Linked DNA regions of Homo sapiens: all the other regions are linked to region 1. Evidence: chromatin loops called from intact Hi-C (ENCODE). Cell type or tissue: OCI-LY7. All regions are shown on one strand.

The links. A loop is a pair of places that touch in the nucleus more often than their neighbours do. Peaks named below come from ENCODE experiments on the same cell type or tissue, not always from the same donor. Only the 100,000 strongest peaks of a DNase experiment are listed, where the experiment ranks them.
Region 2: a loop joins it to region 1, with 4 times the contacts of the local background. A loop is called at or near these places in 2 of 110 quality-filtered maps.
Region 3: a loop joins it to region 1, with 5 times the contacts of the local background. A loop is called at or near these places in 1 of 110 quality-filtered maps.

The regions. Positions count from the first base shown.
Region 1 is chr10:22,377,960-22,380,459 of GRCh38, reverse strand. All of the region lies in intron 4 of SPAG6 (sperm associated antigen 6), which reads right to left. Among named protein-coding and RNA genes, the nearest start is that of SPAG6, 34 kb to the right of the region's middle. RefSeq lists an enhancer at 1,371-1,600. In OCI-LY7, no CTCF peak of the experiment used is centred here; DNase peaks (open chromatin) are centred at 1,199 and 2,299; H3K4me3 peaks cover 1,032 bases; H3K27ac peaks cover 1,419 bases.
Region 2 is chr10:22,320,447-22,322,946 of GRCh38, reverse strand. All of the region lies in intron 5 of COMMD3-BMI1 (COMMD3-BMI1 readthrough), which reads right to left. It overlaps BMI1 (BMI1 proto-oncogene, polycomb ring finger), which reads right to left and starts at 1,848. Exons shown (of 10, transcript NM_005180.9): 1 at 1,251-1,848. RefSeq lists silencers at 1,484-1,683, 1,874-2,043, 2,104-2,363. In OCI-LY7, no CTCF peak of the experiment used is centred here; DNase peaks (open chromatin) are centred at 1,396, 1,916 and 2,226; H3K4me3 peaks cover 1,579 bases.
Region 3 is chr10:23,367,854-23,370,353 of GRCh38, reverse strand. No RefSeq gene overlaps it. Among named protein-coding and RNA genes, the nearest start is that of C10orf67, 24 kb to the right of the region's middle. In OCI-LY7, no CTCF peak of the experiment used is centred here; a DNase peak (open chromatin) is centred at 1,333; H3K4me3 peaks cover 1,286 bases; H3K27ac peaks cover 1,774 bases.

The DNA.
Region 1 (2,500 bases):
CAGGCATGGTGGCAAGCACCTGTAGCTACTCGGGAGGCTGAGGTGGGAGGACCCCTTGAACCCAGGAGGCAGAAGTTTCTGTGAGCCAAGATCACGTTGCTTCACTTCAGCCTGGGCAAAAGAGCAAGACCCTGTCTCAAAACAAACAAACAAACAAACAAACAAAACCTACATTTAAAATTGGCTGCCACTTATATGATATTAATGTTATGTTAATAATAATTCCTCATCCCATTCAACCAAATTTTTCATGATTGGGTGAAATTATAATAACAAATATGTTGCTGCAATTACCAAAGCTGGTTACTTACTGGTAACTCCAGCATGATTTTGGTAATAGCACTTCCAAAGTAAAAGAAATCTGTTGGCCAGGCGCAGTGCCTCACTCCGGTAGTCCCAGCACTTTGGGAGGCCAAGGTGGGAGGACTGCTTGCATCCAGGGGTTCAAGACCAGCATGGGAAACAGAGAGAGACCCTGTCTCCAAAAAAAATCAAAACTTAGCTGGACATGGTGGCACGTGCCTGTAGTCTCAGCTACTCGGGAGGCTGAAGTGGGAGGATTGCTTGAGCCCAGGAGGTCAAGGCTACAGTGAGGTGTGATCATGCCACTGTACTCAGCCTAGGCAACAGAGCAACACCCTGTCTCAAAGAAAAATCTCTTTAGGTTTTGGTCTAACCCAGCTGTTTACAACTGGTTTAGTTATCTACTGCTATGTAACATCACACCAAATTTAGCAGCTTAAAACAGCAAACATTTATTATCTCATAGTTTCTGTAGGTCAAGAATCTAGGAGTGGCTTACCTGCCAGGTTCAGGCTCAAGACCTATCACTAGGCTACAATCAAGAAGTCAACTGGGGCTGTAGTCAATTGAGGATATGTGTCCAGGCACACTCGTGGGAGGGTTAAAGGGAATCTTTAGTTCTGTGCCCTATGGGCCTCTACATAGGCTGCTCATGATGAGGCTTCCTCCAAAGTGAGTGATTCAAAAGAGAGGACCCAAGTGATTCAAAAGAGAAGACTCAAGATTATAAAAGACATTTCAGTCTTTTATAATCTAAGCCTGGACGTGGCATAGCATTGCCTCTGCTATAGTGCATTGGTGCAACGGGGGAGGGGACTACACAAGGATGTGAATAAGAGGAGGCAGGCATCATGGAGGCTGCTACCACAAAAAGCTTTGTTCTACACCAACACATCTGCAAGACAACATCCCTCCATAGGCAACAGTGACTCACTAGAGCTATCATTCTCAGCTGAGAGATTGACATCTCCAATTGCAGGTGGAAGTGAGAAAAGCATAAAGGGGGAATTTGCATATTACTATGTAAAAGTCTCGAGTGATTTTTATTTCTCACACACACACAAATGTCATTTTTCCTACTCTCATCATTTCTATCTTTCTTGCCTCCACCCAATCGTCAGAGCCATTAGTTTAACCCTAACACATGGGTTGAGTGTTTGAGAGCTTAAGGGTTAACATACATACATACATTTGCTTTAAAGGCGAAATAATTCTGGCTCCTTTAAAAAGTCAAGTGAGTCAAATAAGCCATTGATCTGGAGTTAACAGGGCTTTAGTAAGAAATTACAATCAGCTGGGAGGGAAGGCAGCTCTCACAGGACTCAAGTAAAAAGCAGCTTCAAAACATGGTAAGAAAAAGTCAAGAAGTGGAGACCAGACAAAAGGAAAGTGAGAAAAAAAACAAAACAAAAACACTTGGTTATAGCCTTGAACAACAATAGGCTGAGGAAATTTGAAGTCATTTTAGCTCCCATCCCCACCACTAATTTAGCATTAGACCTTTAACAGCTGAGACCAAGCTGAATCGAGTAACGCAAAACTACAGAGAGGGTCTGGAGTGTCCCGGTAAAGAAGAAAATAGCTAAAATAAATGGAATTACATCTTTACAAAGTAATGCTTTTTGAATCTAGAAGTTGTTTCATTTGTTTTCCACCTGCTTTATATAGCATTTGCAACCATAGTTGTGGTTTCACTCTACCTATAACTTTGCATTTTGCTTAAAAAAAAAAAAAAAAAACCTGCCCAGACTTCACCACTATGCAATGTATGCATGTAAGAAATCTGTACTCATGGCCAGACGCACTGGCTCACGCCTGTAATCCCAGAACTTAGGGAGGCCGAAGTGGGCAGATCACCTAAGGTCAGGAGTTCAAGACTAACCTGGCCAACATAGTGAAACCCCGTCTCTACTAAAAATACAAAAATTAGCCAGGCGTGGTGGCATGCACCTGCAATCCCAGCTACTCGAGAGGCTGAGGTGGGTGAATCGTTTGAACCCAGGAGGCGGAGGTTGCAGAGAGCTGAGATTGCACCGCTGCACTCCAGTCTGGGTGACAGAGTCAGACTCTGTCTCAAAAAGAAAAAAAAAAAAAAAAAAAAGAAAAGAAAAGAAAAAAAGATCTGTACTTGTACCCCGTAAATACATAACAATTTTTTAATTAATATACAAAAATAATTTTTAAAATAAATAATAGA
Region 2 (2,500 bases), 58 kb after region 1:
CACTAAATCCTTTTATTGCAAGTGGTAATGATCAAAGTCTCTCTACTTGTTTACTTCCAATTATTAACTGTAAATCTCTGGGAAAAAGATCATGCCATATCACTGTCAAGCCCAAGTGACTGCGTAAACATATGCAATCAACTTTTTAGTGCTCTTTTCTAAAGCATCCCTTTGCCAAATGACCTATGCTGACATTTAGCAAAACCTGTAAAAGATAGTGGACTGGAGTCATGATGCTGAGTGCATCCTTTAGTAGAAGTCGAGAGAAAAGTTGCAGTCTCCAAAAGGGGAAAAAAGAAAAAGGAGAAAAAGAAGTAGTGAGAAAGCAAGCCTCCAGCAAAGCTAACGTCCAGTCACCATCTTCACTCCACAAAAAGCTCCAAATTTGAAATGCCCACTTCCCAGGGAGCACCTCCCAAGCGATGTTCAGAGCACTTATCCAAGACTCCCAACACACACCACCTTGAAAACTTCAGCATTTTAAACACAAATGCAGGAGACCTTGGAAACAACTGGGAACCGCCATCTTACCAGCCATCCAATCTCAGACAAGTGTCCCCCCAACTTAAGTTAATAACATTTTCGTCGGGGCTCTCTCCAGCCTAACACCCACCTTGGCGGGATGGCCGCCCCCCACGCAACCCGTCCCTATAAAATGGGGGCGTTCTCTGGCTGCTGGAGCCCCTCCAGAGCCCTTTCTTCGGGAGAGGAGGGAAGCCACTTGACCCAAGCAGCTCCCGATTTCAGGAACCCGTCCCCGTTTCATCCAAATCTACCTCTCAACAAAGGGCGCTGCGGCCGGGAGAGCCGCCGAGGCTGGAAATACCAGTACTCCTCTCGGGGGCCATGTGCGTCGCGAGGGTGCGGAGGGGCGCCCGGGGGAGCGGGGAACTAAAACGTGGGGCCGCGCGCGGCGCGCCGGGGCTGAGCGGGCGGCGGCGGCTGGAGCGGCGCCGAGCCCTGCTGGCGGCGGCGGCGCGGCGCGGGCTGCGGGTCGGTCCCGGCGCCGCGGGAGTCGGCGGGCGGCGGCGGGCGCGCGCTCGCGGGCGCGGGGAGGGCGGCGCGCGGGGCCGGCAGGCGCGGGGCGGGCGGCGCGGGGCGCGGGGCCGGGCGCCCACGCTGTCAGCGCCCTCCCGGCGGCGCGGCCGGGGCGCGGGGGGGGCTCCCCTTCCACCCGCGGCCGCCCCGAGCCCCGCGCGGCCCCCGCCGGCCCCCAGCCCCGTCCCGGGGGCGCCTCGCCTCCTACGTACCCGGAAAGAGCAGCCGGCGCGAGGCGATCGAAGCGGGCGGAAAAGACAATGAAAGTTAAAAGTCGTTCAGCAGAAAATGAATGCGAGCCAAGCGGCCATCTTGAAGCGAGCTGCAGACGCCGCTGTCAATGGGCAACCAGCGCGGCCCCGAGCAGCCGCGGCCGCCACGCTCGTCTCATGCCGCCTCCGGCCGGCCTCCTCCTGCTCCGGCGCCTCGGCCTCCTCCGGCGCCTCGGCCTCCTCCTCCTCCGCCTCCGCCTCGACCTCCAACGCCTCCTCCTCCGGGGCCTCCTCCTCCTCCTCCTCGGCCGCCGCCGCCTCCTCCCGCTCCGCACTCGGGGGAGGGCGCGCGCGGAGGGGGCGCGATCGGTTTTATTCTGCGGGGCTGGGAGGTGCTGCTAAGCCGGAACGGGGCTCCCGCGCCCACATCCCCATTGTCTCGCCCCGATCTCTGCCTCTCATACTACGATTATTTCATAGTTGCTGTGGGGGAGGCGGGCGGGCGGGGGGCGCCGTGTGTGTGCGTGCGAGCGGGGGGAGGGGAGGAGGGGGAGGGGAGGGTGGAAAAAAATGCACCGCTGAAGGCAGAGTGGAAACTGACACCGGCTCCAAAATGGCTCGGAGTCCGCCCGCCCCCTCCCCCCGCCGCCCCCCCAGCGGGTCACGTGCTCCCCTCATTCCTTAAGGGCGGCCTGGGAATTAGTGTCGGTGTAGTCAGGCCCGTGGCCGCCCCCTCCCCTCCGCGCCGCGCGCCCGGCCCCCTCCCTCGCTCCGCGCCGCGGCGGCGGAGACATTTCTCCACAGCGCCACACGCGCCGCCCTGCTCCGCGCGGCCGCCGCTCCGGCCCCGCACGCCGCGCAGCCCACCCCGCCCCCCGTTCTTTCTTTCTCCCGGCCGCCCGCCTCCTCCCGGGGCGCATACGTCCCGCGGCCGCCGCCCCCCGGCCGGCCCCGCGGGCTGCGGCCCAGGCTCCGGCGCCGCGGCGCGGAACCTGCGCCCAAGTTGGGCTCGCGGAAACAACAGCGCCCGCCCCTGCCCGCCAGCCCGCGGCCGCGCCGGCCTCTTCCCCGCCCGCGGGCGGCCGAGGCGGGGCGCGCGCGGGCGACGGCTGGCTCCGGGCAGGGGCTCCGCGCCGGGCCGGGACCGGGCGGCCGAGGGTCGGGCTGTGGGCGAGCCCTCGGGCGCAGGTAACGGGCCGGGCAGCCGCCCGCGCCCGCCCCCGGAGCCCCGAAGCAGGGGTCTGCGACAA
Region 3 (2,500 bases), 990 kb before region 1:
TGAACAAGCACGCCTTGCTAAGCTCCCACCACTACAAGTTTATTACCATTACATCACACCCCTTTCCTGTTTCTCTGCAACTGTTCACTTCTTCCATCAGACTCAGCACAAAAGCACAGTCTTCCCTGGGTCTTCAGGTCTTCACTTTGGAAGGCTCCCCTGTCACGTAAACCTTGGTTAAATAAATTTGTGATGCTTTTCTCTTGTTACTCTGTCTCTTGTTATAGGAGTATCTGCCATGACCCTTGTGATGGATGAGGAAAGGGTATTGGTTTTTTCCCCTACATTCTTTTGTTTTAGATGGAGTTTCGCTCTTGTTGCCCAGGCTGGAGTACAATGGCGCGATCTCGGCTCACTGCAACCTCCTCCTCCCGGGTTCAAGCGATTCTCCTACCTCAGCCTCCCAAGTAGCTGGGATTACACGCATGCACCACCACTCCCGGCTATTTTTTTTTTTTTTTGTATTTTTAGCAGAGAGGGGGTTTCTCCATGTTGGTCAGGCTGGTCTTGAACTCCCAACCTCAGGTGATCCGCCTGCCTCGGCCTCCCAAAGTTCTGGGATTACAGGCATGAGCCACCGAGCCTGGCCCTTCCCCTACACTCTTGAGAGAAATTTTGGAGGGGAAACCCTCTCTCCCTCTGGACATTGGTATAACTGAGGCCTGGAATGGCTGCAGACATCTTGCTCTAGGCCTTGAGGATGAGTCCAGAGAGTTGGAGGAACGTGGAGTTAAAACCACTGAATTGAGCCAATCCTCCAGAGAACATAGTGTCTTATCTCTAAACTCGCAGGCTCACAATCTAATGCATTTATGCATTGTTTAATTTTGGTGTTCAGTTACCTGCTGCTCAAAGTGTCCTAAATGTTCCAGTAACCAAACCCAGCCTGAGAGAGAGGAAGTCTTGACAATTTCCTTCTCAAATCAAACCATGGAGTTTGAGAATTAACCTTCAGCAATACCAACAGCAACATCTTGGACTTTATCCAAACATTAAAAGAGTTGTGAACAGTATCGCCTCAAAGACAGGGAAGCGGAGAGATAAAAACGACCTTCCAGAGGTAGTGGCTTATAGAAACTACTGTTGCTTTGTTAATTAAATGTTAGTTTAATAATCTTTTATATCTGCATTAATTTTTCTGAGATATCATCTATATTTTAATAGTCTTTGAGCAGATGAACAGGGGAAAGACTGAATAGATAATTTACCTCCCCAGTCAGGAAATCATTCTGATTAAATGGGTCCTGGAAAATCTCTACTTCCTCTCTTTTGGCACAGAGGAAGTGTTCAGCTGTTTTGTTTTCAAAAACCTCAAGGTATATCAGTTAACCAGCTGTCCTGGATGTGGTTTTGCTAGTTTGTGTATGGTTATTGAGTGATTTATCAACGGAAAAAGAAAGAATGAAAGAGAAAACACAAAAAGGCAAGGCATGGACAGACACGAACATAGCAAAGAGATCTACAGCCTCCATAGGTGAATTTCATTCTTGTTTAGAAAGTCTAGTGATGGTAGATGTCACTCAATGCCCACTTGATTTATTATTTTTTTCTTAAAAGAGAACTCCTTGCTTCAGGAATCAAAACACCAAACCAAAACTTTGTTCTGTGGCTCTCTCTCAGCCCATTTTCTCATAAAGATTTAGTAACAAGGATTAGGTATTGTGTTCCCAAAACCTTCCTCTTAGACAACATTGAGCCAGATTATCTAAATGCCTAACCTACCACCTGGGCAATAGAAAATCTGGGGGAAATGCATGAATCCTTAACGCAATGCACCACTCAATGAGTCTGACCCAGATGCTATAAAAAGCACATTTTCCTTGCAAAGTTAGTGGGTCACACATGAGTTGATCTGTGGATTGCACAGACCTTATATTTGATTTTGGGGGAGCTGATACCGGATTTTTCTGGTTAGTGCTGCTCTCAGCATTTTGCTAAGTAACACTGCACATTGGAGAGATGAGGAGCTTGCTCAGGGCCATGTAACGGGGGTCACCTCAGCAAACCAGCCAGAAACAGAGCGGGGACAGGGCAGAAGTGTTGGGCAGGACAGCTGTTTCAGGGCTCACTTAGCTCAATTCCCTGAGTTTACAACAGCCATCGCCATGTTTTGTAGAATGACCTCCCAGAACTTCCTGCTGTTTTTCTCTAGGCCTGAGCTTGGACAAGCCTTTAGTAAATGCTTGCTGTTGCATTTTATCAGCTCATGTCCTTTTAATTGAGTTACTAATTAATAAGAAAACATTTCTTACATCATCTACATATCTTCTGTGTGACTTTGTTCTGAGCTGTTGGAAATCCTTTTCTAGAGTGGCCTCCAACCACATTTGCTGAAACAGCTGCAACTAGCTGCATTATTCATTTCCCTCTCTTGCTTCATTCTTCTCCATGGCACTTACCACCACTTGATATATTATATATTAATCTGTTAATTGTTTATGTGCACACACGAATATATGCTGTAACAGTGAAGAAAATTGTTCATCTGCATGTTATTCCA